Regions from separate parts of the Mus musculus genome. Here region 2 is linked to region 1. A link is a loop called in an ENCODE intact Hi-C map of the cell type or tissue named here. Cell type or tissue: gastrocnemius. All regions are shown on one strand. Each heading gives the region's core, and the rest is flanking DNA. Links, peaks and the distances in the headings are about the cores only.

Region 1 (12,197 bases), core at 2,440-10,439:
GCTCCATCATGCCACAGAGGCACATGTTCCACTAGGTTCATAGCGGCCTTATTTGTGATAGCCAGAAGCTGGAAACAACTCAGATGTCCCACAACAGAAGAATGGCTATAGAAAATGTGGTTCATTTACACAATGGAATACTACTCAGCTATTAAGAACAAGGACATCCTGAGATTTGCAGGCAAATGGATGGAACTAGAAAATATCATCCGGAGTGTGGTAAATCAGACTCTTAAGGACATACATGGTCTGTACTCACTAATAAGTGGATGTTAGCCCCCCCCCCCAAAAAAAAGTACAGAATATCGAAGATACAGTCCAGGGAAACTCAAAAACATCAACTAGCTAATGTGCCCAAGTGAGGACGCCTCAGTCCCACTTTGGAGGGAGAAGAAAGCAATCACAAGTGGGGAGGGAAGGAAGGATCTGGGAGGGAAAGTGGATGGGGGGTGCTGCAGAAGTGTCACGGAGAAAGGAACCTGATCTGGTATTGGGTGAGGGAAAAGCAAAAAGAAGGAAACAGGCAACCTCAGGAGATAGGAGGTTGGGGGGACTCTCCCGAATGCACCAGAGTCCTAGGAGGTGAGAGACTCTCGGGACTAAAAGGGGGGGGGGACCTTAGATGAAATGCCAGACAGTAGGGAGAGGGAACTTATAGAGCCCACCTCAAGCAGGAAGTCAAGTCATCAAATGAGGGAGAGGAGGGTCATCCCACAGTCACAACTCTGACCCATATTTGTTCCTGTCTGAAAGAATTACAAGATGGAAATGGAGAGGAACCTGAGGAAAAGAAGGTCCAGTGACAGGCCCAAAGTGGGATTCAGCTCAAGGGGAGGTCCCAAGGCCTGACACTATTACTGAGGCTATGGAGCATTCACAAAAAGGGACCTAGAAGATCCAACAAGCAGCTGAAAGAGTCAGATGCAGATATTTGCACCCAACCAATGGACAGAAGCAGCTGACCCCTGTTGTTAAATTAGGGAAGGCTGAAAGAAGCTGAGAAGGGTGATCTTGTAGGAGGACCAGAAATCTCAATTAATCTGGACCCCGGAGATCTCTCAAACACTAGACTACCAAACAGACAGCATACACCAGCTAATATGAGGCCCCCAAGACACATACAGAGAGGACTTCTGTGTCTGTGTTCATTCAGAGATGATGCACCTAACCCTCAGAGATTGGAGACTCCAGCAAGTTTAGAGGTCAGGTGGGGTTGGGGGTGGGGACATCCATGTGAAGACAAGGTTTTGATGATGGCTATGTAGTAAGAGGAAGAGGAGGAGGAGGAGGAAGTGGGAGATGAGGTGCTCCACTACCACCAAGGGGGCGGGGAGTACCACCTCCAAGAGGTAGAACTGGTTATTCACAGAGGGGGGCACCTTTGAGACCACCAAGAGGCTCAAGGGGTGGCAGAGGGGGTCCTGCACAACAGAAGAGAGGCCGTGGTTCTCTGGAGCTAGGGGCAATCGAGGGGGCAATGCAGGAGGCCAGAGAAAGGCAGATGGGTACAACCAGCCTGATTCCAAATGTCAGACCAACAACCAAAAGAACTGGGGTTCCCAGCCCATCATTCAGCAGCTGCTTCAGCAAGGTGGTGACTATTTTGGTAACTATGGTTACAATAATGACAATCAGGAATTTTATCAGGATGCTTATGGGCAACAGTGGAAATAAATGAGAGTTTGAAAATGATTCTGTCAAGATCCAATTGGCTCTAGATCTACATTCTTCAAACAAAATTGGCGTAACTGTTTCATCTTTAAATAGCAGTTTGCTGCCATTTATATTCATCTGAAGAAGTCACTATTGTGTATATACTCAAGGCTTCTTATTTTTCTTCTTTTCTAAATGCTCTTGGGCATTATTGGGCTTGCAGAGTTCCCTTATTCTGGGGTTACAATGCTTTTATCGTTCCAAGCTTCATCTTAGCTTCAGAACAAACTGTTAAAGCATGGTTTTGCAAAGGACAGTTCTGTTTTTTTTTTATTGTTTTGGTTTTGGTTTTGGTTTTTTTTTTTTTTTAATTTGGAACAGGTTACATAGGAATATGAAGTATGCTGTAAATAAAACTACAAGCCAGTGCTTTGTCTTAGTAGTTTTAAGAAATTAAAGCAGACTTAAGTTTCCTTGTATTGAAAATAACCTATGACTGTATGTTTTGCATTCCTAGAAGCAGGTTAACTGTGTTTGTAAGTTGTTATAACCACACCTTTTTGAAATCTGCCCTACAAAATTTGTTTGGCTTAAACATCAAAGCCATGACAATTTGTTCTTGGATGTGATTGTATTTCCAACTTCTTGTTCATGTAAGATTTCAATAAAACGTAAAAATCTATTCAAAAGTTTCTCTGTCCAATCACATTAGGGCAGTGGCAAGGCCTGTGATTGGACAGGAAAAGGGAAGCGGAGCTAGGAGTTTGGGGGACAGGGAGAAGCCAACATGGAGGCAGACTAAGATGATCCTGAGCCCACGTGGGTTTAAACAGCCACAAGTAGCTAAGATGTTCACAAAGTTAGAATAATTAGGCTATAGCTTTATCTTTATCAATTGGCTATGAAATTATTGTATGGGCATCTTGTAAATTGTTATCTTATTGTTATATAAATCTGATTGGGTAATTAAGCTTTAAGAGTCATGTTTCTACTGGGTAACTAGGTGTTGAGATGGCTGATCGTGGGGGTGGAGGGAGCATTGCATAGAAGAGAGATGAATTAGCTAGCTGGAAGAGAGTAGTAGCTCCACGTGAGAACACACCGAGCTGGGCCCCGCCAGGACATAGTGTTGTAGCCCACTGGGAACACGGACCAGTGGGGCAGGAGAGATGGCGGGTTGACTTTTTAAATATTTCCCGAAACAACAAGTCAACTTATGAAAGACAGAGAACAGCTCAAAGAGATAAAAGCAAGAACACAGACAAATACTGCAGTCATCCTCAGAAGGGTCAGTCTCAGTCACCAGCTGCAGATTCGAGCTTGCTAAATGAAATCCTACAGCTGTTTGTTGCTTAAGGTTTTCCATGTAGCCACATCATCTTCCAGGTCTCTCCATTTATAGGAAGGATACCAGAATGTAAAACAATCATTCTCTTAACTACAGACAGGACCCAGAACCCCAAGGGCTTCTGCTCCTCTCTACCTTCATCAGCACCAGTCTGGAAAATACAGTGACTCCAGGACTCAGAGAATCTACTCAAGCTCCTCTCAGGCCAAGCCATCAGGGTGGGTCACTCTATGGCAGATATTGGTGAAGAACATTTCTGTGACCGGAATCTGAAGATAGGCTTACTAGTGATACAACCTAGAAAGAAACACTGAATATTTGATTGTATGGTACCAGAAAATATAAATAATTTCTGATTATCAGCTTTGCAGGCTACGAGAAGCTCAAAACCACTAAAGTAAAACGCATCTCCCTCACCTCCCAGCACTGTCTTCCTCCACAGCATGCTGCCATGACAGACACACAGTGGGGAAGCACAGATGTCTATCCCAACCGCTATGTTCACTGCAGTCTACTTACCACAGCTGGGGAACAGAAACAACCTGCCTGTCAATGTTAAAAGACAAAACGAAGCTGTAATTAATTTATACAATGGAATGTTACTCAGCCAAGAAAAGAAGAGGTTTCTGCCAGTTGCCACAATATTGAAGAACCTGGAGGACATTATGCAAAATAAGATAAGCCAAGAAAGAAAACAAATATCATATTTCATTTATATATGAAGTCTAAAGCGAAATGACAACCACACAGAGGGAGAGAGTGATGGTGGCTACCAGGGTGGAGAGGGGGGAAAGAAGTGAAGAGACATGGGTCCAGAATACAAAACAGGCCTCTGGAGTTATAAGACAAACAAAGAGAAAGATGGAGAATAACAGTAATTAATAACAGGGTATTGTATTCAGAGATCTTACTAAGTGATTATGGCCTCTCTTGACATGGGGTAGGGAAAGGTGAATGAATAACTGTTGGGCAATGACTATGCTAAATTCTTTTCACTATAATACCCATTTTATTATATGTATATATTATTCTATAGCACATTGTATATGTTAAATATGCACAATAAAATCAACACACAAACACAATGGAAAAGAATATTTGTCTCACTAGTGTTTATCCACCAAAAAGAAGCATCTTACATCTCTTAAAACTATCCAACAATGCCTGCACTGTGCTCCATCCAAACAATGGAATTCTATCTAGTCTTTAAAAGAATGTTAAAAAAAAATCATAACTGTTGCTAACCCTTCAAAGCCCTTCCTCTCAGCCAAGCACTACTGTGAGCACGTGGCAACTGCTCCCTTGGATAACTCACAACTGTATGAAATAGGAATTATTAGTGGCCCCAACTTTACAATTGAGGAATCTGTAAAGTAATTATTTCAATCAAAGGACATGTCCAAGGGCCAAATGACACTCAAAATTCAAATGCAGATGAGCTAACATCAGAGCTCACTCTGTGGCTCTTACATATCAAAACAAATGTTAATCATTTACTATTGTGGAAGACAAATAGACTTTAAAAACAGGTTAAACATGAGACACACAGATGTGTATCTATATATACATGTGTTCCTGTACAAGCAAACATGCATTCACGTACTCACACATACCACATACACATTAACAACTAAAATAAAATAGCTTGAAAAGTTGAATTCCCATTCAATAACAAACATTTAAAAGATTATATAGCTATATGTCTTAGTCAGGGTTTCTATTCCTGCACAAACATCATGACCAAGAAGCAAGTTGGGGAGGAAAGGGTTTATTTGGCTTATACTTCCATGTTGCTGTTCATCACCAAAGGAAGTCAGGACTGGAACTCAAGCAGGTCAGGAAGCAGGAGCTGATGCAGAGGCCATGGAGGGATGTTCTTTACTGGCTTGCTTTTCCTGGCTTGCTCAGCCTGCTCTCCTATAGAACCAAGACTATAAGCCCAGAGATGGTCCCACCCACAAGGGGCCTTTCCCCCTTGATCACTAATTGAGAAAATGACTTACAGTTGGATCTCATGGAGGCATTTCTTCAACTGAAGCTTTTTCTGTGATAACTCCAGCTGTGTCAAGTTGACACAAAACTAGCCAGTACAGCTATACAAAGAGAAATTATTGCAAGGCTAAATAAACATACTATAATGTTAATAATAGTACCTCTAAGCAGTTACAATAGTTACTTCCTTATATTTTTCTATACTTCCTACAATTTCCATAATAAATATTTATGCTAATTTAATGAGGACAATGTTTTTTAAGACAAAATTATTTGAGTAAAATAAGATCAACAATATGACCTTTGTGCAGGGCTTTCTGTTGTGAAAGGTGAAGAGAGTAACCAGCTCTCAAAGGACATGTCCAGATAGATCTATGATGAGGACCATTTTGCCTCAGAAGAAAATGAGCTTCAGACCCATTAGTGAGTACTAGGCAGATGATAGAGTGCTTGACTCAGGCAGGAACCTCCAACTTCTCAGATCTACTCCCTCCAGAATGTCTATAAAGAGATGGTATGCATAGAAAGTCAAGTTGAGTACCTGAATGCCCTTACAGAAAATGTCATTTGTCTGCAACAAATTATAAATCATTCCTCTCTCCACCCCTCCTCCTATCTCCGTGTAAAGACCTTGGGCTGGGTTGTTCTGGAACTCACTCTGTAGACCAGGCTGAGCCTCAAGCTCACTGAGATCTACCTGCCTCTGCCTTCCAAGTGCTGGGATAAAAGGCGTGGGTGTGGTTTACAACTCATTAAATTTAGTCCCAGAATGGCCTGGCAATAGCAAGAGGACACTTGAGTAGATTTTATTTTCAGTGGACGTACAACTTTGCTAAGAAGAAAAGGCGGGGAGGGGTTCGGATGCACCACTTCAGGAAAGAATTGTGTATATGTGACTTATGCAGGGTGTTCCACATTAGCTCTGATGAAGAAGCTGCTACATGCAATGCTTTTCGTGCATGGCTCTCTTTTTCCAGGCTGTGACAAGTCTGGGTCACATTTGGTGCATCCTCATAAGCGCCTGTGGAGACCTGTTTTCAACTTCCAGTCCAGTCTGGAGTTCCCAAGGGAAGTTATTACTTCGTTTGGCCTCACTAGCCCAAGACTTCACAGTGATTCATGTCTAGCAGACAGGGCTGGCCATCTAAATAGTATGCTTTTCTTGACCTTTCCCACAACCACTCCTAGAACCCAGGGAAAGCTGCCTGCCCTAGAGCAGCCACTCCTGTGGCCCCCACCCTCATTCCCAAAGGAGCTTCAGGAGAGCTTCCCTCCTTCCTACTGCCTTACATCGCCTCATTGCTGAGGCTCTGGCTACCTTAAGGTGGCAGCTCTGAGCAGGATTCTTCTTGAGCTCAGAAATAGTGCTTAGATTTAAAGCAAGCAAGCAGGCAAAGAACCTGTTCAAAATATCTTCAGTTTGTATTAAGAAACAAACATGTTTTTCATTGAATCCTACAGTTTCAGTTGCAATCTTAAGAGTCTTCAAGCAATCTTCAGGGCTCTTAAGAGAACAGGCCAAACAAATGCATAAGTATTAAACTGAAAGAAAGTATAAGACACCAGCTGCCAGAGTTACAATAGCCCTGGGTCCTCAGAGGCTGGTGCTCAGCTGCCAGGTGAGCGAAGCTTTCTTTGAAGCAGCCCCTCTGGGCTGCACCTTAAAGATAGGCTGGGTTTTCACAGACCAAGCTAGGAAGGGGAGGCAGGGAGAATGAAGTAGATAGATGGAAAAAATGGAGTTGTGAAAGAGTGAGCCTTTGGGTGGCAAAAAGTCCTGTTTCTGTAACTGAGGGATCCTGTAGCTAAGATGAACCTAAAAAAGATGACATGAGTCTATTGTAAGATGCACTCGATTGCAGAAATGTTTGCAATGTTTTTTATATAAAAATACACGTCTTGATGAAATCACCTATGTTGAAATTAAAAAGCATTACACGGTAGAAGTTCTCAAAAACCAGGTAAAAAGGGTAGATAATAAAAACAAACAAACAAACAACACCAGGGAGCCTCCAAAGGCTTCTAAGGAGAGGTGTAATGTTATGCCTACAGAGTTCTGGTTTCTTGGATAAGCCTGGTGTGGGATAGTTTGTGTTAGAACCAGCACACTAATATAGGTGGAGGGCACCAAAGGAGGGTGTGGGAATGGAAAGGCTTAGACACCGGAAAGTTTATGTGAGACAACTTCACAGGGAGGCAACTGAATGAGAAATCCAAGATGGAATGAAGAATCTTATTGTTTCCTTGGTGTATATTTTTCTTCTGAGAAATCTTTCTTTCTGCCATGGACCTGCTGTGTAATCCAGGCTGGCCCTGAACTTCAATCTGCCCTCCTCTCCTTCCCCCTCCTCCTCTCCCTCCTCCTCCCTTTTCTCCTCCCCACTCTCCTCTCCCTCCTCCTCCTGGATGTTGAGATAAAAGGCTTGTGCTTACCACACCCTGCTCATCTTCTGATTTTTACTTCATAATGCAATTTTTAAAAATTCTTTTCTTCCTCTGTCTAGTTTCAAAATATGTGAGTCATCAAAGCAAGCAAGCAAGCGACAGTCAAACACTGTAAGAGACATTGCAAGCCATAGGGGCAGGACTCAGTAATGGTGCTTGCCTATCACATGTGAGACCTACATTTGAACCCCAACACTGCAAAACAATGTTTTATGTCCACCTTTAGAGTGCTAACCTTTGCTTTATGTATCTCAGTCTATATTTTCATCCATGTTAATCTATCCATTCAGAGACAGAATAGAAGACTCGGCAGCCTCACTCTCCAGCATCCTCATCCTCTCTCCCACTCTATGCAGAGCTTTGGTGGTATCACACTTAGAATTCTATTTGGGTGTTAGATTCATACACGTTTTATGCCTAGTCATGGATGCTTTTGTGCTGTGCAAAAACATTCCCCATTAATAGGAGTAATTGGAAGCCAGCAAAAGCATATTGCAACCACCGGGACTTTGGTCCTGCTAATTCCTAATGACCTAATTTACAGCTGCTTCAGGTTTCAACTCCTCGGTAAGTACTACTTCCCGAAACTTTATTTTAATGTTCTTGCTCTTAAATTCTCATGATTGGATTAACATTTCCCCATCGTCGAATTAAGGTGTTCCATTCCCTTCTCTGAGAGAAAGTCAGAAAGAACAGAGATATGTAAGAAGTGTTTTGAAGAAAAAGGACGGCTGCCGATTACATTAGCAAAAGTTATGGGGGGGGGGGTTGTTCCTGAGTTTAGAAAAGCTAGTGGCTTAAGAGACAAATGCATAGTTAAAGCTAAAGCCAAGAGGCAAAAATGAGGTGACTCAACTGGTATAATCCTTACATTAGCTTAGAACATTATTGAAACTTTCAAAAATAAAAAAAGTAAAAGTGTTGGGTTTTACAACTTTGCTAGGCATCTTCCTTTGTTCCTCCAGACTGACTTACTATCTCCTTCACTCTGCTTTGACTCCAGAAGATGTTCTTAGGATTGCTGTCAGTACTCCAGCTTTCTACCTTAGTACTGGTTCAGAGTGGGTGAAGATGGGGGTGCTATGGAGAGCAGAGGTGAGGGAGCAGTGAATATTTATTCTCCAGCACTCTGATGCCACCGTGCCCAGTGTTGGGGGATTCTACTCCCAAAGGTCAATATTATTGTTAGAACCTGGTAAAACTCGTTCCAGTCCCATGTCAGACTTATGGGATAGTAGCGGCTTCTCATTGTTACTAAACCCGTAATTACCCGTAACCACTACTCGAACTTACCGTAATTTCTGTAAAACAATTTAATGGCTTATAAAGAATGAATTACTAACAACTCTCCACTACCCATATGGAGTATTACAACTCTTTGCCAACTGATAGGGAGCCCTGAGACATTCAGTAACCCTGTAGCTAGAGAAGCAAAGGCAAAAACAAATGCACAAAGACACCATAGATGGACAAGATCAGAGCTTTTGGGGACCAATGGGGACCTATTGGGCTGAATGATTGAGGTGAAGCTGGCTTTTATCCATGTAAAGAGTAAGCATGTCCATTGCACAGACCCCATGTGGGCAATAAACTGAAAATACAGCCCATGGAAGAGGGGGGTTATTTGTTTGTTTTGTTTGTTTTTCTTCTCCTTTTGGATTAAAGACCCATTTAACACTGTGCTTTGCAGTGTAGAGAAGTCTGAGTCAGGCTTCTGTTTTTGTCAGGAAAGAGAACAGTAGTCTAGAGAAGGAAGCAAGCATACCTTGGTAAGGAATGCCCGGTGAAGAAGCCATGGGTCTGAAACAGACTGCCTGCATTCTAGCCCCACCCTAAAGCATATTCATTATCAGGATGCTCCCTCTAGATCAAAGGAAAACGGCTCACCTTCCTAAAAGGAAGTCCAGGGAAACAGAACAGTGGGCATCAGTGGGGAGAAACGTGTCTTTGATTGAATAGTCTCTAAATGTAAAGGCTGAGAAGTCCAAAGGGAAAGAAAGCCTGGGAGTGCTCTGGTTTAGAGTCAGGTTGTGCCAGCAAAGCTTCAGACAGAGTTGGCAGCACTGCAAGAGCGGCAATTTGCTCTTGAAGGAGGGCTGATAGCAGAGAATGATGGGCTGGTTTTGGTATAAACTGAAGGACGTTTTGTGTTGGCAAAAACTGAAAAGTTGGGTACATATGGGTTATAGTAGTTTTAAAGGGCTAAGTTAAGGTGTCTGGCAAATCAGAAGAAATTTGTTGGTAGAATCTGAAACACATTCCTGATTTTTTGAGAGTGATACTAAGAAGTTCCACAGATTTCCCTGGAACTGCTTCTGGGGTCAAAAGGTATGATTTGTGATTTGATGGGAATTATTTCCCATGTTGGAGAGACAAGAATAATTTATGGATTCTTTACAAAGCTGATGTGATGTTGTGGTTCCTATTTTGGAATCTTATAAGGAGCCAAATAAACTCTCCTTAGTCATATGAGCCTTGAAGGTTTACCAAGAACTTACCCTCTCCCTTGGCAAGCAAAGGGCCCCATGTGCCCAGGGAAAGAACACCACCTGACATCTCTAATGCAATGTGGAACCTCGTTTGCTTTATATGAGCAGTGATTCCAGGCATCATCCAAAAACATTGCTGCAAATTATTAATTCAGATCAGATGCAGTTCCATAAATGTTTTGCAGCAGCTCAAGAGGATAAATTACTAAGTAATAAATGCTGGCTCTCATGTAAAGATTAATTTCTCCTGTCCTTGAAAAGTGTCAATTAAATTTTAAGGGTCTGACTAGCCTGGTATCTTAAAGTTATATCCTGAGATATTGAGAGTTGAAGTCATATGGTCTTGGGACAGGAGAAGGAAACAGTGGGTAAGAAAACACTTCCCAAGCATGAGGACATAAATTCAAATCATCTGAACTCATGTGTGTGGTGAAGACACAGAGACAGACAGACAGACAGAAAGACATGGATAGAGAAAAGATAGACAAACAGACACGCACAGAAAGAGAGAGAGAGAGAGAGAGAGAGAGAGAGAGAGAGAGAGAGAGAGAGAGAATGTAGGCATGCCAGCGTGTACCTGTAACTCCACTGCTATGAAGGACAAAGACAAGATGCTCTTTAGAGCTTGAAGGCCTCTAGTCAAGCTCCAGGTTCAGCGGAGACCATGTCTCAGGGAAATAGAGTAGAATCAGAATAGAACACCTATCATCCTTCTCTGGCTTCTGCACACAGGCATTCATGTCTCACACACACACACACACACACACACACACACACACACACACACACTCTCACAAAGACCTAAAGTCCAAATACAAATTATTCTGTGAATCAAATATTTCTTAGTGTTTGATCTACTGTGTGCTACAACGAATTATATATAATTGAGTTTTCAAAAAAAATTGTACTTCAGAAACATTTTCCATTTCTGCAGATATAATACTCTCTTCACCAGAATTCACGACCCTTCCATCCTCGGGAACTTTTCCAACTGGAAAAAAATACGCCCCTATAAAGTTAGTTCTGCCTAATATAGCCCTATACCATCTGATCAAAGAGTTCATGTACCTGGCTTCATGCTGCCCTGACTCCTTGTCCCCTTTTGAACTTTCTAATTAAATCTGAAGTCATCTTTTCCCAAAGCATGTGACTCGGGCAGCATAATGTCACGGATCAGGGCTAAACTATTCTAGACACTGCATTAGCAGCCAAGGGGTGACTCCTTGGACTAGGCTATTCAGGGTTCCCTGAGGACTTGCTCCATGGCAACCACGCCACATGGACTCCAATAGTTTTGTAATTCTGAGTTACATGGCAAGACTTATGATGGTGAGCTCATTTGCTGGGTGTGTTATTTGGACACGTCATTTGACTTATACTAACCCGGACAAAACCTCCAGGAGAAGGAAAGGATATAGGCTCTGATTCACTCTGTTCTAACTCCGCTATGGTTCTAATTCAATGACACACAAGGGCCAGCCAGCATGACTTGATTAAGTAGATAATTATAAGTTTTTGTATTTGTTCCTACAGTCTTACTGGCACTGCAGAATGGGTGTGGGCTGTATATCAGTCAAGCCTCACACAGGTCAACGAGAATGTCCTAAGTGGCAAGGTCAATGGGAACAGAAAGTCAGACATTCTGCATGAATTCTTGAAAGGCTACTATGATAGCTAAATTAGAGCAGTCTTTATGTCAGTTTGCCCAGAAACAGAGTGATAGTTTCTGGGAAAGTAGACAGATGTTTTTCTACATAGCAATTAAATCATGAATTTGTCAAAGTTAGTCAAACATTCAACATGCAGATTTCTAGGATGACAGGAAGAGATGAGACTGAGAACAGACCTGACTCCTGGCACCTTACATTTCTTTTCAGATCTCCCCAGAAAGAAACTGAGCAGACTTCATTTCCTCACTTAAAGCAATTATCTTATCTGGGTTTGAGATTAATTATACAGCAACGTGGCCAAAGGCAATAAATAATTCTGTGCTACAAATGGTTAAGGGAAATAACCAGGGCTGGAGAGATGGCTCAATGTTTAAAAGCACTTGTTCTTGCAGAGGACCCAGGTTCAGTTCCCAGCATCCACGTGGCAGTTCACAACAGTAACTCCAGTCCCAGGGGATCCAACACCCACTCTGGCCTCCATGGGCACCAGGCATCCATGTAGCACACGTATGCAAGCAAGCAAGAAAGGAAATAAAGAAAACAAGGAACACACTGGAGCCAGGGAACAGGCTGGGTGGAACACACTTGTAACTCAAGCAC
Region 2 (12,197 bases), core at 1,632-9,631, 120 kb after region 1:
CCTCCAACTGTGGCTAACACGGAAAGTAACACTTTACAGACCATTAAGTGTCTTATCCATTACAGCCTTGAATTTTAATCGGTGATTTAAATGAACTGCTAAGTAAACAATGTCTCTAATCTATTCACAATCTAAATTTGAAAGAAAATGACCTAACCTAAAGGTCATAATTTCTTGATCTATATAATGCCTGACCAGCCAATTTCACAACAAGAGAATGGATCATAAATAATATTTAGCTAGCAACATGATTTCATTTAGAATATCCAGTTTTCTAGTCACTCTTGGAAATACTACATTAACTTTAAATAAGGTAAATCAAGGCCCAGTTTGACTAAGCAAATGTCTTAAGCTTTGAACTGTTCTATTTGGTTGGATGGATGAGTTTAATTACAAGGATCAGTGGGAAGCCAAACTGTTTTCTTCCTACAGAATACCAAAATGGACCTTATTCTGATCCTTTCATTACTGCTTCGAAATCGGCTCTGAATCAAGACATTAGGCACCTCTGGTTTCTAAAAAAGTGATATACTTCTCTTGCTTTTAGTTTAGCTTTGACAACAGACCACCTATAATCAATATTTTATGTTACTCATAGGTGGTTTTCAGGCATTAGAGAGATGGCTCAGCAGTTTTGAGTACTTGTTCTTGCCGAGTACCCGGGTTAGTTCCTAACACCCACCTAGCAGCTCACAACTAGGGGCTCCAACTCTTCTTCCCCCTTCTCTCTGACGTCCAAGGACACTAGGCATATGCATGATGCATAAGCAGATATTCAGGCAAAACAGCCAGACCCATGTTTTTTTGTTTGTTTTTTTAAATGAGTATGTGCCACACCAAGGAAATCATACTGAAGTTTAGCAAGTGATTGGTACTTTTTACTTTTTGTGACACACACACTTTAACAATACTAGAGACTGAAGCCTGGGCCCCACAGATGCAAGGTAAGTGCTCTACCACTCAACAACAACCAGCCTTGGCATCTTGTCTTCAATTTTCTATGAAAAATGGTTTTGTTGGGGTTTCTTTTTGTTTTGAAAACATCTTTATCACACACCTTTAGTCCTAGCACTTGGAAGCAGAGGTAGGAGGATCTCTTGGGGGGGGGGGGGAGAGGGGAGAGAGAGAGACCCGCAAGAGCCAGTCCCTGTTTAAAACTCAAACAGTCCCTCAACCACACACACACACACACACACACACACACAATCTTAAGAAAATTCCAGCACAGATAAAGAAAGTGGATTGTTTAAGATTAGATAAAAGCTATAAGTGCCAAGCTAGAACTTAACCAAACTTAATGAAACAGGATTCCTACGGTTTTTAAATAACAATACTATTTCAACAGTAGATTATTTTTCAGAATCAATTTTATAAATGAGGCCATTTCTTCAGTCCAGGGACCCCAGAGTGGAGCTTTGAGTTCTGTCATGACACAGCAGCTAAGCACTGACAAACCTTACTAGCACACAGAAATAGTAGGAAGGTACTATGTATGATAACAGCAGAAAAAAAAAAAAACAACATGAAGAATAACAAGAAATCAAGCAACTGAGTTATGGAGCATACAGTGAGAACATTAGGAAAATATCAAGAATCATTCATACCCATTTTGAGGTCCTCCGTCATTTATTACATTTAAGTGTGATAACTGTTTTTTCAAGTGGAGTTTGTAACTTGCATTAATTCTTAAAAATAACATCTGAAAAAGAAGAGTAAGTTAAAGTTTTCCTGAAATAGAAGCTGTAAGTATCCGTTACCAATATACAGAGAAACATTCTTTCAAATCTTTGTTTTGCCATCTACTTTTATGATGGTTCCTCTCAAGTACTGAGCTGTCTTTAATAGCTCTATGGTTTTTCTCTACAGTTGGACAAAAGCTCTTTTCCCTGGTCAGCAGTATTTCTTTCAGCCATAAAATTCCCTTTGTATATATTGGAAGAATTTCTAGAGGGATACATAGAGTCAGAACTAGGTTAAAATAAGACACAGTAGTGGAAAGAAGGGGTAGGGAAACAAGATATGATAGAGGCAAAGCTACTTTTACACTTTTAATAGACAACCTAAAATTCTATGATTAAAAAACCATGGAAATAATTTCATATATCTACTTTCCAAGGGAACATGTATGCACCTGTGGGAAGGCTAGGCAGTTACTGGTGTTCAAATGGTAATAAGAGCATGCAAGCCTGTCTGTAACTCCGGGCCAATCTCAGCAGATGAGATCCCTGATGTGGATCTTGGGTAAATCAGGTCAAAAAGCCAGAGATGAGGGAACCTTACTTGTTGGCTGAGAAAGCATGTAGCCATCTCCTCAGAACTTAAACAACCCTCCTAAAGGGAGGAGAAAGGCTTGGACCCAAGGCTCAGGAGGCTCGGAGTTACGTCTCACAAGACCCCTCTCTACAGGTACAGAGGCAGTAACAACTGCTCACAGATTTCTGGAACTCCTTGCAGGCTTCAAAGCTCCAGGAATACAACTGCTTTTGAGTCACCTATGCCCCTGTAAGTAACCCTAATAGGACGGAAAAAAAAAAAAAAAAAAAAAAAAGTAACCCTAATAAACTCACTGGACCACCAGGGAGACCTGGATGAGCTGTTCCAATGGCCTGCTCCTGGTATCCTCCCAGGGGATTAGATGATGCTAGGTTACTGTGATTACAGAAAACCTAGAAGTGCATGAAGAATGGATGTTCAAAGAGCACAACAGGAAATGCAAGAACATGGTCACTAAGGATGCCACCTCCTCCATACCACCTCTATGTATACACAAACCATAGAAACAGTTCTGGATAGCAAAAACCCTCATGGAAGTTAAGCCCACTGTTATACGCTAGCTTTATATTCTAACACTGTATCTTCTACAACTGGCTTTAATGAGAGCACCTATTTTAAGGTAATTGTTTTGAGGTTTCACGGCAGAGAAGCAAGGGCACAGTGGCATAGAGGTCCCAGGAAGAAGCGGATACACCTCTAATTCCTGCCCTATCCCTTATCAGGTGAGGTGTCTCCAGCCTTTTTACCACAGATCATTCATATTCACCTAGTAAGTGTTAGTGATTTCCTTATGTAAGTGCTAATTTTATTCACTCTACCACTAATTTCTTCCACACCTGATCTGTACTACAACATTATGCAATTCATTGATAAATGCCAACTCTGACTTTCACATGAACAATGGGAAGAGTGAAGTAAGTAGCAGTAGGGACCTCCAGCAATGGGTTACTAGATCTATGTCTTAGAATGTGGTGGTGGTGTTAAAGTTCTCACCTAACAGAACAAGAGATTGTTTGAAATGAAAACATGTTATCCATGCCTCACTGATAAATTATCAACCTAAAAAAACTAAAGCCATCATTTTAGAACATGAGCTAACCTTAACTCGATCAAAAGCATGTACAAACTCCCGTACTGAATGGGTACAAAATGTTAAAATCAGAAAGGTGGCTTTCAGAGTTACCACTCACCTGTGTTTGTTCTTCGGGAAGAAGATCAAATATAGCTTCATGCATTTTTGTCATTTGCTTACAAATATTCCTGAAACACGGGGAAGGAACAGGAGCTTTCACCTCATACTGGCAAGGGGATAAAGAGAGGGTGTGCTTAGTCTTCTGGACAATCTCTGAGCTGTGTCTTCTGTGCCTCAGTACATCTAATTGGTATAGTCTTCAGCTAAGGCTTGGACTACTCATACAAGTCTTGAGAAACTCTTGTTCAATATCTTCATCTACTTTATGGGAACTAAAACAGCTCAGTAGCTAAGACCACAGACTGCTTGCAACCTCAAACTGTTTGGGTTTAAACTGAAGCTCCTTACTTCCTATCTATTTCATATAAACAGCATCGTAAATCTGTGACTTCTGTGGGTGGCTTCTACCAGGTGATGCTTTCCTGACCCCTCCTTGCCATGACACCCAGCTGTACTTCCTCCCTTTTCTGGCTGATACAGTGTGTTACACTATGAGTATGTTTCCTTCACCACTGTCAGCTGATGGAAGTCTGCGCTGCTGGGAACTGTGCTATGATGAGCGTCTGGGTAAGGGTTTGGTGTGGGTATCACTTTTGCTCTCTTGGGCGTGTCTGGAAGAAGTCAGTGGGTCACGTGAACTCCATGTTATCTGAGCAGGAGCAGCTGCACCATTTCATAACACTGGCAAGAACACTAAGCTCCCTGCCTCCTCACAGAAAACTATTACTGTGTCTGGAGTTCTGATGTGGTTTTAAACTATCCTAATTGTAGAAGTTGAGGCAGAGGACGACAGGTCCCAAGGCAAGGAGCCTTCAGAGACCCTGGCCTCACTGCTGCCTGCACAGAGGATGACTCTTTTAAGTCAGCCCATGCACAGTCATTTGCTTTGGCAGCCCTAGAATGGGTAATCCGTCTCCTGTATGACTAGCTCTGCATCCCCTGATGGTGACATTCTGGCCTGCTTCACCTTCACTGTCCATCCTTCAGTCAGCTCAATCTTATACAGCGTCAATTCACAACTCGTAAAACTGGCCACCACCCCAGAGAGCTTCTCTTACTCTTAACATTCTTCTTACATTTCTTTGGAGGAAAAAGGATCACTAGAAACATACTACCATGCAAACAGCACCATCCCTGGCTCCCTTGTGGCCTCTGACATCACTGCACACCCTCTACAGCACTGTGCCTTCTCCCCTCTTGACCATCACCCTCTTCTCCAGTTGTCAACAAGCAAGGATTCAGCATGAACCCCACAACTGCCCCTTTTCTGAAACTTGTTTTTATTAGCAAACTAAGAATTAGGTTGCATCCATCAATTCCAAAAGCATTATGTTGAACAAAAGGAGCCTGGTATAATAGGCTGCGGCTCCATATGCAGGACCTTCTGGGGAAAGCAAAACTAAGCTAAAAGTTCCCAAAGAAAAGGATTATCAGTATTTATTTTTTATATTTTGAGTATAGACATTTCATTTACTTTTAAGTTTTAAATCACCAAATTATACATTGTAAAGGATGAATTTTAGTGAATATAAATTATATGTGAATAAACCTAACTTAAACCAATTTCTAGCAATAGAGAATATTCCAGTATGTCACCTATTCTTGTGTGTGTAGCCTGGTGCATTAGTAAACTGTAGCTGTCACCTTTGTTACTATTAACAACAGCAGAATATTGGCAGCCAGTATTTACTAATAACATCAAATACATGGCAAAAAAACAAAAGGCACACCAAATGCACACGCGCATGAGCATGTCATATACACACCTACATATGTCCTATGTATCTAGAGTTATCTATAGAGTAAAAGCCACAATGCCTTAAACTTATGCAAAGCTTTAGCATTTATAAATATCATTACCTTTGATAACAGCTTATCAAATAGGCTATCCATTATCGCTACAAGCTTAGCTGAAATTTCAGCTATATGATCATGGTAATCCTGTAATTAGAAATAATACTGCATTTTAAAGTTCTGTAAGTCTTATTTCCAAAAAACTTAACAATTACAGAATGCATCTGTGAAATTCCAGGAGAGAATGGGTGGAGGTACCTTTGTGATGTGATCAAAATGTCTAAGCATGCTCCATTGCTTGGGGGGCAGTCGGGCTTCAAAGTGAGCCCGGATCACGGGAATGTAGTGCACAATCAACTGCAGACACCGTGAAGAGAGGGCTGACGTTGAGTAGATATGAACGCAGAAACAAAGATATCAGTGGACTTAATGTCATCAAATTAAGTAAGTACATTTGTACTAATTATATACAAAACCAGTTTATTTCACAAATGAAAAGCACCATGGCAGAAAATATATTTCATTTTGTGTAAGAAAATAATTAGGTAACGAGCACACTGCTTTCTCACTGGACCTGTTAGCAGCCAAGAGGCCACTGACACAGCTGCTCCTACTTTTTAATGTGCATTTTCCCATAAGACTTCACAAATTATATTTTAGAAAGTGACACATCTTCCATACAACTTCCATACATACAATGGGTAACTCTCTAGAACACACATGTGCATGCACACGCACCCACACACCCACACACCCACACACACTACATCCCATAAACATTCACTACAGCACCTGCCACTTTACAGGCTCTTCTCTGAGCCAACAAACATCAGCCATAAGAACGATACAAAAATGACATCATTCTAGCACCTCAGTATGGGGAGTAAATGGAAGAATTCATACCCAAGTTTTTTGTAGTAATTGTTTTTAGTCCAACAACTTGCAAAGCACCAGCTCCAAGAACTAACTGGCAACTTCTTGAATTGAAGTACTAACAAAAAATAAATAAATAAATTAATTAATAAAATAAGGAAAATAATCACTTTGAACAGTTCATTGAAGTGTTAACTGCTCACAGTCACAAAGACACCCCTCCTCTTCTCACCTTCTCATTACAAAACTTGAATTTATGTTTTAGCTGGATTGTTTTTTCTTTGAAACAGATATCACTCCACGGTGCATGCTGGCCTAAGCTTACTATATAATACAGGCTAGTAATTCTCCTGCCTCAGCCTCCAAAGTGCTGAGATTAGAGGACTGACTCATTATAATGGCCTGGTATTATGAATTTTCTGGTTAAAAAAAAAAACAATTAGAACCTACTTATGCATCAATTAAAAGGGAGACAGCAGGTATGCTCCATACTGACTTCTGGTGGGAGAGTGTGAATGAGCGGGCGCTGATTCTGTGACCTCTTGGGGTCCTTTCCCTCTGTTGGTTGGCTTTGTCCAACTTCAATGTGGTGATTTCTGTTCTATCTCATTACATCTAATTTGTACATTTTTGCTGTTATCAGAAAGGGAATGGATAGGATGGGAAGAGAGGTGGGACGGAACTGGGAAGAGGAGAGGGAGGGGAAACGCTAATCATCAGATTATGTGAGAAAAATACATCTTAATTCACAAGGGGTAGGTAAGGTAGTTTACTATCGTAGCACATAAAGACATTATTACAAAATAGCTGAAATTATCACCATTTCACTTCCCATTAATGGTTCTGGAAAAGTGACATCATAGCAGATAAAGTCTCTGGACATCCCAAGCATGCATGTGAAAGCAGCATCCCTGCTCTGACCTGAGTGACGTCATGCTCAGCACCTGTCTCCAGGGCTATTCGCAGCTCTAAGGATGTTAGGCCATGTGAGCACACATGAGTACAAACGAGCATGTGTGCACCTCACACCTATGCACACACTGAATGTGGAGTGGACAGCGCATGATCAGTATCACAAAACCCCTACCCTAGAAATATCGTGGTAAGTGTCTCCCAAGTTAAGAATTAGTTATACTCCGGCTGTTTTTCAGATAAACAGGTAAAGCTGTCCTCACCTTCAGCAGATCTGTCAGGCGAGTGAGCATGTCAGTAGTGACGGAGGGGATGTTATCCACACACTGGCAATATTCAAGAATGATTCTTATTAACAGCAAGACGGTTCTAGGAGAAAAGGGTAACCCTCAGACACTCACCAAGAGTCAAACAACCAGTTAAAAACATCTATGGAAACACACTAATCTTGGTAGTTGTATAATTCCAGAGTCATCTAAGAGACTGATAATGAATTTGTTCTCAAACTCTGTGCTGTAGAAACACCATTCTCTGTATGGCATTCTGTTGTTGTTTTTTAAGATTTATTTATTTTTATTATATATGTATAGGTGGTTTTAGTGTGTGTGTATAGATCTGTGCACCGTATGTGTGCAGTGCCCAGGGAGGCAAGAAGACAGTTTTGGATCCCCTGGAGTTTAACTGGAGTTAAAAATAGTTGCTGACCACCAGGGGTGGCTGGGAACCAAACTTGGGTTCTCTGCAAGAAAAAAAAGCATTTTTTTTTTACTGATGAGAAATCTTGTCATTCCCTCAGCATGGCAATTTTAAGCAAGTCTCTACTATACAGCAAGTACTCCAATTTGGGGACAAATCAGAAACAATGAGAAAAAGACTAGCCAGGGGGTCTGGTTGCTCATGTAAACTTTAGTCTACAATTATGGCTCTTAAATTAATGAAAGGAGCTTAACCTAGATTTTCTTAATAAGATGAAAAAGAATCTATAATGTTTTTTTTCCATTTTTTATTAGGTATTTAGCTCATTTACATTTCCAATGCTATACCAAAAGTCCCCCATACCCACCCACCCCCACTCCCCTACCCACCCACTCCCCCTTTTTGGCCCTGGCGTTCCCCTGTACTGGGGCATATAAAGTTTGCGTGTCCAATGGGCCTCTCTTTCCAGTGATGTCCGACTAGGCCATCTTTTGATACAAATCTATAATGTTTTAAGGAGACCATAACATCCTAGGAATTTATAGAGTGGTCACAAAAGGTTCTCCAAAAATGATCAATTATGAGTTTAATAGCAGGACAGGTCACAAATAGAGAAGACACATCATTTATTGCAGGTTATGTACAACTTCAGTTAAGGGGAGGAAAGAATGAATTAATATAAAATACTTAAATTAACTCAGCTGTTCAGAAATGAGAAAGCCATGTTAAATGTTTTCTAAAAATCAGTAGGATATTAAAAACTAAAATTCAAGAGAAGCATTGGGCCTTTTAAACTCATCTTGGAGGTCAACATAGGTGCCATGTCTAGTTCAGCATCTACTCTGAATGACAGGCATCTCCTTTAATGAATCCACTGCATAGCATTTAAACTCTTCCCTTAGAAGAAGCACTAATTCCCCTTTAGCCAGGAATAGTCTTTTTTGGCGACAGTCTCTTTTCTTAAAGAACCAGGAAAGCTAGCTTCCAAGGGGAACCATTTTTATCAAGTGCACAAAATGTAGCTGAATAACAAATCAATAAAGACAGAAACGGCACTTCAATTAGAGGTGTGAGATTACAGGGGTTCAACAGCTTTGTCTTCCCCAGAGAAGCAAAGATTCCGGAGAATGAAAAGGAGTGCTGCTGTTAAATATACACGCTCTAGTAACTTCAAAGTGACTAGGCAGAAGCTTCCAGCGTCTGAAAGCTGAAAACACGGCAGCCAGTAACCCCCTCACCTCTGCAGAACTCAAGAGTTCTACCAGGAAAACATATACAGAAAGAGGCACTTGTACCCTACTACACTATCTTGACAAGATACTACTTTCCTTTGGGGTGGGGGGCAGCTATTTCAGAAACAGTGAAAAGAAGCAAAAGCAATGTTTAAGCTATTCAATGCTTTAAAGAGAATGAAGTACTTAAAATGTCATAAAAGATGCAGTACAGATGATGGTATGTTTCCAGGTAACTTGAATTAGAGATGTATTTATTCAAAAAAGAGAAAAAGATCTATTGGGTCCAATGATAATGGTGAACTATGCTAAATCATACACAGAACAGCAATAATTTTATAAATATAACTGATTACCACATTTTGAGTTCTACTGTCCACAAGTAAAACTACTGTGCTATCCTATACACTGAGAAAGTTGTAGAGAAAAAAAGCAGCAAGAGACTGGGGTGGTAATAATGGTACCAAGCAGTTATTACATGGGCCTTGGGCTGCTTCACATATTTCCTATTACACGGGAAAACCAGGGCCTTCCTTTCTGTGAAGCTAGTGGAGTCTCTGATGGATAAACCATATTACAAAGTAATATAAACTAAAAGAAAAATTGTAACATTTCCCTAAATACTTTACAGCTTTTACCATTGTTATTCCAAGCTTAGCAATTCACTCCAAGGGAGAACTAGAAGATGAGCTTCACAGAGAAATGCGCTACTCACCCGACAACTGCATACTGGTGTCCCTCAACAACAAGAACATCAGCTGGCTTCCTTTCTTCTGTAACTAGCAAACAAAGCAAACAAGAAAGATAGGGAACAAGATGAAAAAAAAAAATCACTAGAGAAAAAAATTAAAAGGGTAGTTCCTGCTTAGACCCCAGAACTAGCTCATTTTTGAAACAAGTATCTACTGTGCCTTGGAAAGTTGTATGGCACTGTGAAAGAAGTTAGATGTAGATCTGAGTCCCACTACTGCAAGTACGGGCTGTATGAATATAAGTTATTCGCAATTAAAATGATCTGTCTCTCAGTAGTTGAATGATAGCCTGTGTAAATTAGTAAATAATGTTTTTCAAGTTAGAATTAATTTAGATGGGCTAGAGAGACGGCTCAGCAGTTAACACTGGTTACTTTCCAGAGGTCCTGAGTTCAATTCTCAGTGACCACATGGTTGGTGGCTCACGGCCACCTGGAAAGGGATCTGATGCCCTCTGCTGGCACGCATGTGTACACAGAGGCAGAACACTCAAAAATTAAACAAAATACATTAAAAAATAAATGTTAAAAAAGAAAAAAGAATTAGCGAAGAACTAAGATTTCAATACAGTAATTAATTTCCAGCATGAGATATCTCTTATCACTAGGAAACAAAATTCAGCATATAAAATAACTTAGATCACAGTCCTGGAGCAGCCAAATTAATTAGCTTACCAAAGTCATGTCAGTTTCTGATCAGTCCAAGTATGTGTTCCCTCTTTTCTTTCATGCAAAGAAAGTTAAATTCTAATCATAATTCAAATTGGATGTCTATTTGTTTTGTGACAGGAAGCATTCTTCTTTCTTTTTTTTTCCCTTAGATATTTTCTTTATTTACATTTCAAATGCTATCCCAAAAGTTCCCTGTACCCTCCCCACGCCCTGCTCCCCTACCCACCCACTCCCACTTCTTGGCCCTGGCATTCCCCTGTTGGGGCATATAAAGTTTGCAATACCAAGGGGTCTCTCTTCCCAATGATGGACGACTAGGCCATTTTCTGTTACACATGCAGCTAGAGACATGAGCTCCGGGGGAGTACTGGTTAGTTCATATTGTTGTTCCACCTATTGGGTTGCAGACCCCTTCAGCTCCTTGGGTACTTTCTCTAGCTCCTCTATTGAGGGCCCTGTGTTCCATCCAATAGATGACTGTGAACATCCACTTCTATGTTTGTCAGGCACTGGCATATCCTCACATGCGTCAGCTATTATCAGAGTGACAGGAAGCACTCTTAATTAACTCTCTATTGTGCACAGATAGGGTGAGGCACAGCAGATAAGAAAAAGATCCTGATGTCAGTCTGCCTGAATCTGAAGTCCTTGTTCTGCAACTACTTACATAACTGTGTAGGGCTCAAGCACCTGTGTTTGTTAAAAGCTTAGTGTGAGGACCATCAATGACATAACATCTATAAATGGCTTAGAATATCAATGCCTGCCGGCAAGCAATCACTCATTATTACATGTCAAGTAGCCTTCACTTCCTGGTGCCCACATCAGTCTCTAGTGAGTCAGTGAGATGTGGATGGGGCATGGCACCCTTACGGGGTTCTGGCAGCACACAGCAAAGCAGGAAAAAGCACAAGGTTGAAGCACGAGGTTAAAGCAATCACTCTATAACTTTAATCGAAAACCTATTTTGTTTGCATAATGTAGAATGTAGACTGTAGGCTGTGGGACAGAGGTATGCCCTCATCGTCATCAATATACAGTGGGAGGAACCATGTGTGACAAACTACACATACCCACTGGCTTTTTTTCAGGTAAAGCAATCTTTCCATCCGCTATAGAATCAACAAGATCCTGAAATTCTGCAGGAACATCAGCCTGCTTCCAACGCTCGTTGTCTAAGAGGAGGCTGTTCAAAAGGAAAGGAAAAAATGGTGAACTTTAACAGGCACATCTCAGGATCAGTCGTTAGCTAGAAGGAACAGAATAAACTGGACCCACCCACTAACAGAACAAACAGGTGTTTGTCTCTTAGCCTAGCCAAAATCAGCTAAGAAAACCAATTTAGTCAACCCTGAGAAAGAGACATTCAGTGAGGATCAACTGATAAAAGACTTCAACAAAGATAAAAAGTCTAATTCCATCGGAATCTAAGAAATTTGATCTTACTCCCCCATTCGGAGGAATTTGGCCTGTGATCAACTACGTTTACCCTTTAACCACAGCTGTTCTGTAAAGAAAAGGAAAGCAGAGAAGGTACCCGGCGCTACCTGAGCTTGGTCCGCCTCTCTTCATGAAACCTGTTCACAAACTTATTTGCTTGGCTCTGAAGGGCCCCAAGCAGTGACGTGCTCTTCCTCCCACAGATCTGTTCAGTGTCCACTATGAATGTCTCCATTAATCTCGAGAGTGCTATGAATTCCGTGGAATTCAATTTTTCAAGAAAACCGTCCTAAGTTTTAAAAACACCGCATCATGACAAAAGTTAGTATTACACAAAAGATGCATGAGCTATAAAACTGAC

What was found. Peaks named below come from ENCODE experiments on the same cell type or tissue, not always from the same donor. Only the 100,000 strongest peaks of a DNase experiment are listed, where the experiment ranks them.
Region 2: a loop joins it to region 1, with 2.8 times the contacts of the local background. A loop is called at or near these places in 5 of 42 quality-filtered maps.

The regions. Positions count from the first base shown.
Region 1 is chr11:21,427,983-21,440,179 of GRCm38, reverse strand. It overlaps the pseudogene Gm29812. Among named protein-coding and RNA genes, the nearest start is that of Ugp2, 63 kb to the right of the region's middle. In gastrocnemius, for the core only: a CTCF peak has its summit at 6,313; no DNase peak of the experiment used is centred there; H3K4me3 peaks cover 356 bases; H3K27ac peaks cover 4,938 bases.
Region 2 is chr11:21,306,294-21,318,490 of GRCm38, reverse strand. It overlaps Vps54 (VPS54 GARP complex subunit), which reads right to left. Exons shown (of 23, transcript NM_139061.5): 14 at 11,944-12,125; 15 at 11,470-11,582; 16 at 9,689-9,752; 17 at 7,309-7,414; 18 at 6,164-6,251; 19 at 5,519-5,640; 20 at 5,327-5,407; 21 at 3,465-3,572; 22 at 1,605-1,699. Among named protein-coding and RNA genes, the nearest start is that of Mir1933, 32 kb to the left of the region's middle. In gastrocnemius, for the core only: no CTCF peak of the experiment used is centred there; no DNase peak of the experiment used is centred there; H3K27ac peaks cover 3,152 bases.